2 separate regions of the Homo sapiens genome follow, and region 1 is linked to region 2. The links are chromatin contacts, found by Hi-C or POLR2A ChIA-PET in ENCODE. All regions are on one chromosome and are shown on one strand. Each heading gives the region's core, a stretch centred on a gene start or an enhancer-like site at or near the end of the contact. The rest is flanking DNA. Distances are from core to core; before and after follow the strand shown.

What was found. Hi-C counts contacts between places; a loop is a spot of excess contacts on that map. ChIA-PET counts read pairs that join two places held with the same protein, here RNA polymerase II (POLR2A). Pooled maps may share reads with other maps.
Region 1: a map of naive thymus-derived CD4-positive, alpha-beta T cell shows a loop between it and region 2 (5-fold over the local background). The contact joins two enhancer-like sites. A Hi-C loop is called at or near these places in 2 of 168 maps with a recorded cell type or tissue (GM12878 and naive thymus-derived CD4-positive, alpha-beta T cell), 8 of 37 single-sample maps with no recorded cell type and 13 of 50 pooled maps. POLR2A ChIA-PET finds 5 or more read pairs at or near these places in 7 of 52 experiments (B cell, BJ, T-cell and 4 more).

Annotation. Positions count from the first base shown.
Region 1 is chr1:235,886,218-235,890,043 of GRCh38, forward strand. No RefSeq gene overlaps it. Among named protein-coding and RNA genes, the nearest start is that of LYST, 21 kb to the left of the region's middle. Within about 2 kb of position 1,999, at least 5 of the 41 ENCODE cell types and tissues checked have a DNase peak (open chromatin) inside an H3K27ac peak, as active enhancers do; they include GM12878, where a contact is called at or near this core.
Region 2 is chr1:235,997,763-236,001,524 of GRCh38, forward strand. The region is part of intron 12 of NID1 (nidogen 1); the gene reads right to left. Among named protein-coding and RNA genes, the nearest start is that of LINC02768, 27 kb to the left of the region's middle. RefSeq lists enhancers at 1,464-2,663, 1,565-1,614, 1,655-1,724, 3,690-3,762. Within about 2 kb of position 1,774, at least 13 of the 41 ENCODE cell types and tissues checked have a DNase peak (open chromatin) inside an H3K27ac peak, as active enhancers do; they include GM12878, where a contact is called at or near this core.

The DNA.
Region 1 (3,826 bases), core at 749-3,248, 110 kb before region 2:
TGAACTTAGAGGCCCTTGTTAATGAGCAGGATGCAAATGATTCATTTGGAAGACAGAAATCCTTTCTGAGTGGCTACCGTTTACTTAAATATTCTTGTGATGTGCAGAGTGATACTAACTGGCTTGAGAAAGTTGATACCGATTCCAAAACTAGGGTAATTTAAGATAAAAAATACACTAGGGGCTCTGTAAATGGGGTGAATATAACAAATTGCCTGAGATGAGCCAATTATCTGGGCTCTGAATTTGGCCTAGATTGCTGGTAATCAAGGCAAAAAGAAAAATAAGGTGGATAATATAGGTCTGACTGCCCCCACCATGTTTATTTGTTAAAGAAACATTTATAGGCCAGGTGCAGTGGCTCACGCCTGTAATCCCAGCACTTTGGGAGGCCGAGGTGGGTGGATCACCTGAGGTTGGGAGTTCAAGACCAGCCTGACCAACATGGAGAAACCCCCGTCTCTACTAAAAATACAAAATTAGCCGGGCGCTGTGGCGCATGCCTATAATTCCAGCTACTCTGGAGGCTGAGGCAGGAGAATTGCTTGAACCTGGGAGGTGGAGGTTGCAGTGAGTGGAGATCGTGCCATTGCACTCAAGCCTGGGCAACAAGAGTGAAACTCCATCTCAAAAAAAAAAAAAAGAAATATTTATAAATTTACCCAAATTTTACTTGGCATTCTATTCAAGGAGGAAAAAAGCATTTGTCTCCTAAAGAGTTACTGTATTCCTTTAAAAATATCCACAGGCAAACATAGTAACTCATTAAATATTATAGCCTACTCACAGGGTGTCTGCCATTCTTATTAGAGAAGAGAGAATGGCATATTAAAAATATGTCAGAAGTTATGGGAAGTTGTGAAGTGGAAGACAGACTTCAAGTTGTGATCCTTCACAAGGCTTCATTCTATGCTTGGCTGTTTGGGAGAGTTCAGAAATCAGCTCAATATGAAAGATATAAGAGCAACTGTCCAGCTGAGGTGGTACATACCACACTAATTTATGGAGAGGACTGAAAAAGTCAATTAAGCTCCTAAAATTCCTTCATCATTGCTAAGAAGCATTGACAAGCTAAGATATAAAGTTGGGAGATGGACTAAATACACAGGATGGCAGAATAAGACTAGACAAGTCTTGAAGGGTTAAAGAGATGAGATCATTCTAACATGGCATTTAGTAGAGGTCAGTGCCATGTCAGGCCCTGCCGTTGAGTCGAAAACATCAATGGTTTGAGTAAAGAATAGGTGGGAGGTATTTTGCAGCACTTGTGGGAAAAGGTGTTCAGGGTTTTAGTTGAAAGCAAGCTCCATATGAGGCCACATTGTGATGGTTGCAGTCCTTCATCCACCTTTTACCTACCTATCAAAAAATAAAGGAAACAGTGGGCTGGATGGTTTCTTCTTAGGGTAAATCCTCTCTTTGGTTGGGGCTGCTGTTGTTGTCCAGGTAAATACCTTTGCAAGCCAACATGCTTCCCATTTAACCCTGGGTTTTACCCATCCCAGCTGTCTCATAGAGGCCTGACTTGCACCTTTCTGTTCCCTGCCCTGCCCAAGCAGTCATTTGATGCCCCGCTTTAGAATAAAGGAAGTGATAAACTCTCTCTAGGCCATGCTGCTTGGACTTTGCCAGGGGTATTTCATTCCGCTTAGAGTACCACTCTTATAAGTATTGTACAGAAATTAACTCATTCAGAGAGTACCTAGGATAAGGAGTCTTAAAACTGAGTCATAGGAGGAACAGTTAAAAAACAGCAGGCTGGCCATGGTGGCTCATGCCAGTAATCTCAGCACTTTGGAAGGCTTAAGCAGGAGAATCACTTGAGGCCTTGAGTTTGAGACCAGCCTGGGCAACATAGCAAGACCTTGTCTCTACCAAAAAAAAAAAAAAAAAAAAAAAAAAAATTAAAGCCCAAAGCTTTCTCTAGAAGACAAAAGACAGGGAGACAAGAAAGCTGTCTTCCGAGGCCTGAGGGCTGTCACAAAGCAGACAGATTCATGTTATCTCTGTGGCCACGAGAGGTAAAGGCAGCACAGGGAGACCTCAGAGCATTTCAGCCCTAGAAGGAAGCCGCACAGAAGTGAGTCTGTAGGTGTTAGAAGGCAGCTGTGCTACACTAACTTTCAGATCCCTCCAACCTACCATCCTTGAGGTTCTTACGAATGTTGAAGTAATCTCGATTCTCGGAACTACCATCCCTCCTCCTCACCACCCCCCACACCCTAGAACCCTTTCTTGCTATAAAAAGGCCATTCCTTAGAAAGTTAAACATAGAATTACCATATGATCCAGTAATTCCACTTCTGGGGATGTACTCAAAAGAATCGAAAGTAGAATCTCAAATAGATACTTGTACAGTAATGTCTAAAGCAGCGTTATTCACAGTAGTCAAAAGGTGGAAGCAACCCCAGTGTCCCTCAGTGGATTAATATAACAAAATGTGAGGTATCCATATCATAGAATATTATCCAACCTTAAAAAGAGAAGAGATTCTGAGACATGCTGCAACATGAATAAACACTGAGGATGTTATGATAAGTAAAACATGCCTGTCACAAAAGGATGAATATTGTATGATTATACTTATATGAGGTACCTGGAGGAGTCAAATTAATAGAGACAGGAAGTAGAATGGTGGTTGCCAGGGGCTGCTGGGAGAAGGGGATGGGGAGTTGTTTAGTGGGTACAAAGTTTCCGTTTGGGAAGAGGAGAAAGTCTGGAGATGGATAGTGGTGAGGTTTGCACAAGAATGTGAATATACTTAATGACACCGAACTGTGCACTTAAAAATGGTTACATTGTGACCAGGTGCGGTGGCTCACACCTGTAATCCCAGCACTTTGGGAGGCCAAGGCAGGTGGATCACCTGAGGTCAGGAGTTTGAGACCAGCCTGACCAACATGGTAAAACCCCGTCTCTATTAAAAATACAAAAATTAGCTGGGCATGGTGGTGTGTGCCTGTAATCCCAGCTACTCGGGAGGCTGAGACAGGAGAATTGCTTTTACCCGGGAGGCAGAGGTTGCAGTGAGCTGAGATTGCACCATTGCACTTCAGCCTGGGCAACAGAGCGAGACTCCATCTCACAAAACAACAACAAAAAAAGGCTGGGCGCGGTGGTTCACGCCTGTAATCCCAACACTTTGGGAGGCCGAGGCGGTTGGATCACCTGAGGTCAGGAGTTCAAGACCAGCCTGGCCAACATCATGAAGCCCTGTCTCTACTAAAAATACAACCATTAGCCAGGCATGGTGGCGGGCACCTGTAATTCCAGTTACTCGGTAGGCTGAGATGGGAGAATCACTTGATCCTAGGAGGCAGAGGTTGCAGTGAGCCAAAACTGCTCCATTGCACTCCAGCCTGAGTGACAGGGCAAAACTCTGGCTCAAAACAGAAAAGCAAACAAACAACAACAACAACAAACAGCAAAAAAAAAAAAAAAAAAAAAAAAAAAAAGATGGGGTGGTTCCCCTCCAGTGGCTCACACCTGTAATCCCAGCACTTTGGAAGGTCGAGGCAGGCAGAATGCTTGAGCCCAGGAGTTTGACACTAGCCTGGGCAACTTGGTGAAACCCTGTCTTTACAAAAAAGTACAAAAATTAGCCTGGTGTGGTAGCCCATGCCTGCAGTTCCAGCTACTTGGGAGGGTGAGGTGGGAGGATCACCTGAGCCTGGGGAGGTCGAAGCTACAGTGAGCCGTGATGGCACACCGCTGCACTCCATCCTGGGCAACAGAGTGAGACCTTGTTTCAAAAAAATAAATAAAAGGCTGGACGTGGTGGCTCAGGCCTGTGATCCCAGCACTTTGGGAGGCCAAGGTGGGAGGA
Region 2 (3,762 bases), core at 524-3,023:
TGTCTGGCTAATTTTGAATTTTTTTGGTAGAGACGGGGTTTCACTATGTTGGCCAGGCTGGTCTCGAACTCCTGACCTCAGGTGATCCACCCACCTCGGCCTCCCAAAGTGCTGGGATTACAGGTATGAGCCACCATGCCTGGCCTCAGTTCCATTACTTCTGGTGTCACCTTGTACATGTCAATGATACAGATTAAGCTGTGCCTCCTGCAGCAGTGGAACAGGGATGGCAGTAATAACAGATCTCACAGGACTGTTTGAGGAGTCAGTGGGAGGTGACGAGACAAGGCACACAGAGACATTTCGAGCTCTGCACCCAGATGTTCATTTGCGACTGGATCCTCGCAAAGCAGACACAGTGACATTCCATAAGTGTGTTGCCAGTGAATATTTGAAGTACCTTTGTCTGTGTTGCCAGTTCTCATGTTGGTTTGCTTAACGTGGTTGCTCCCTTGGTGAGAAGCAGTTAGCATGCCAGAAAAGTATTTGTTGAACCCAGCAAGACAAAACCATGCATGCTTTTCTTTTGTCCCAGAGGCTAATTAATATAAAAAACAAAACAAAACATTTGAAGTAGGAAGCACCAAACAAAGATACAAGCAAGCCATCTGGTTAGAATAAAAAATGTCTGGCTGGGCACGTTGGTTCACGCCTGTAATCCCAGCACTTTGGGAGGCCGAGGTGGGTGGATCACCTGAGGTCAGGAGTTTGAGACCAGCCTGGCCAACATGGAGAAACCCCGTCTGTACTAAAAGTACAAAAACTAGCTGGGTGTGGTGGCGGGTGCCTGTAATCCCAGCTACTCGGGAGGCTGAGGCTGGAGAATCATTTGAACCCAGGAGGCAGAGGTTGCAGTGAGCCAAGATTGTGACATTGCACTCCAGCCTGGACGACAAGAGCAAAACTCTGTCTCAAAAAAAAAAAATCTGGTTTTGTTCACTCTTGAATGTAAAACGTGTTTACTTCCACAAAATTTTACGTTGGCATAGGGTTTTAGAGTTTTCATATAAGCTGTTTCCATTCACAGATATGTTTCATTTGATTCTCATTGCAATCCTATGTGATAAGCAACTGCAGTTTTTACACCAAATGAGAAAACTGAAACTCAGAGAAGTTGAGACTCCTTCAGGCCACAGCACTGGTTGGTGGCTCAGAGACTCCTTCAGGCCACAGCACTGGTTGGTGGCTCAGTTCTAACGAGAACCTAGGTCTCTGGGTTTGTGGTCTAGCCCCGCCCTTCTGGTCTGGCATCTGGCGTCCACATTGCCAGTGCTTAGACGGCTCCCTCACATTGAACCTGTTACGACAACAGCGATGTACACACAGTACCTTAGCTCATTCACCAAAATTACCTGTGCATCCAGAGCCCCATTTTCCTACCAATCACATCTGCATGTGGTGGTGCTTTTCCAGTTAGAAAACAAAACTGGTGTCCTGTGTGCTGTCAACCAAACAAAACTTTTCATGCAGTAAGCGTTGTTCCATTTTATGTGGCCGACAGAGTTGTGTTAACAAAGTATTTGGTCAGCATAGAAAATCTCAAGGGCTCTAGAATTTACAGTGGAACTTTGAAGTACTGTATCTTGAACTTGTAAAAAGGAGGGGGAACCTCAACTGTACTCAGGAAATAGAATCTCAAGTGAGTTTATAAAAAGCTGTGATCTCGGTGGACTTTCTGGGCCAGCAGACAGTGGGAGCAGCCCAGGGGCTCTAGGGAGAGTCCCCTGCTGAGTGTCCCTGGCCCCCATGGGAAACTTTCCATTAAAGGCCTGGTGGATGGGGTGGGGGTAGTGGGGATGCTAAAGACGCATTTCCTGAGCTTGTTTCTGGTTGATACATTGATGACTCAGACAAGCGTCTTCTTACTCATCTAGTTCGAGCTGCTAGGGAAGAAAGCATTCAAGACCTGATACTTATCTGAGGAGTGGCAGGAAGTCTGGGGTGACTTTTCTCAAGGTGGGGGGACAAAGAGAATGAGAGGAAAATGAAACAGAGTGTAAACCAAAAATAAAATTCCAAGTCCGCCTACCATCGGAATGGACCCCTCCTCTCAGCCGAGGGCATTCCAAAGTCAACCTATGAAACTACTTCAGGCCATGAGAGGAAGGGGAGGGTTGGCCACGTCTCATTACCATTAACATCAACATGGACCTTAAGACTGAAAGAACAGGCCGGGCCCTGTGGCTCTCGCCTGTAATCCCAGCGCTTTGGGAGGCTGAGGCGGGTGGATCACTTGAGGTCAGGAGTTTGAGACCAGCCTGGCCAATGTGGTGAGACCCCATCTCTACTAAAAATACAAAAATTAGCTGGGCGTGGTGATGGGCGCCTGTAATCCTAGCTATTTGGGAGGCTGAGGCACGAGAATCTCTTGAACCCAGGGAGTGGAGGTTGCAGTGAGCTGAGATTGCGCCACTGCACTCCAGCCTGGGTGACAGAGCGAGACTCTATCTCAATTAAAACAACAACAACAACAACAGCAACAACAAAACCTGGCAGAACAGACTCTTTAAGTCTGATAAGAAACATCTACAATCTGTTCTCTCTGAAGCCGCCTACCTGGAGGCTTCATCTGCATGACTAAACCTTGGTCTCCACAAGCCCTTATCATAACCCAGACATTCCTTTCTATTGGTTCCAGGTTTTTAGATAATAACTCAACCAATTGACAATCAGAAAATCTTTGAATCTGCCTATGACCTGGAAGCTCTCCCTCCTACACTTGGCTCCCAGTTGTCCCACCTTTCTGGACCAAACCAACATACATCTTACCTGTATTGATTGATGTCTTATGTCTCCCTAAGATCTATAAAACCAAGCTGTAGCCTGACCACCTTGGGCATACGACATCAGGACCTCCTGAGGCTGTGTCACAGGCATCTCCTTAACTTGGGCAAAATAAATTGTTAAATTGATTGAGACCTGTCTCAGATACTTTTTGGTTTACAAGAAGGAGAACTAAGAAGAAAGTACATTCTTGACCTTGGATTTGCATTCCATTCCCTTGCTTGATTAAATTGGTTTCTCTGTGTTCATTCAAATAAATGACAATTGTAGCCTCTCATATACTCAATAGAGTGGAGAGAGGGGAGGTGCTCACAGATGTCAAGACTCTCTGGAAAGAGACGACATGCAACCGTGGGAGAACCCATGGGCTACTCAGAATGGAACTTGTTTGGGAAGGTGCTATTTATTCAGCATCTTCCTGCACAGAGTCCACGCCCCACTACAGAGGCAGCTACTCCCAGGGCCTACACGGGTTCTGAGCATGCACCTCTGGGACACACATCTCTGGACAAGGTCACTCAGGTGCAGTGAACAGTCCCTGGTCTCTGCTGGCTTTGAGATTTTTTTTTTTTTTTTTTGGAGACAGAATATCACTGTCGCCCGGCCTGGAGTGAAGTGGTGCAATCTCAGCTTACCGCAACCTCTGCCTCCCGGGTTCAAGCGATTCTCCTGCCTCAGTCTCCCAAGTAGCTGGGATTACAGGCGCCTGCCACTGCGCCCAGCTAATTTTCTGTATTTTTAGTAGAGACGGGGTTTCATGATGTTGGCCAGGCTGGTCTCGAACTCCTGACCTCGTGATTCACCCGCCTCGGCCTCCCAAAGTGCTGGGATTACAGGCTTGAGCCACCACGCCCAGCCTGGCTTTGAGATTTTGCTGGCTTATAGCCCCATCTCATTCACTGCCAAATAGACACTTGTTAGTCCAAGCAAGACTGCCAAATTTCCAAGAAGGAGAATTTACAAGTCAAGGGGGCAATG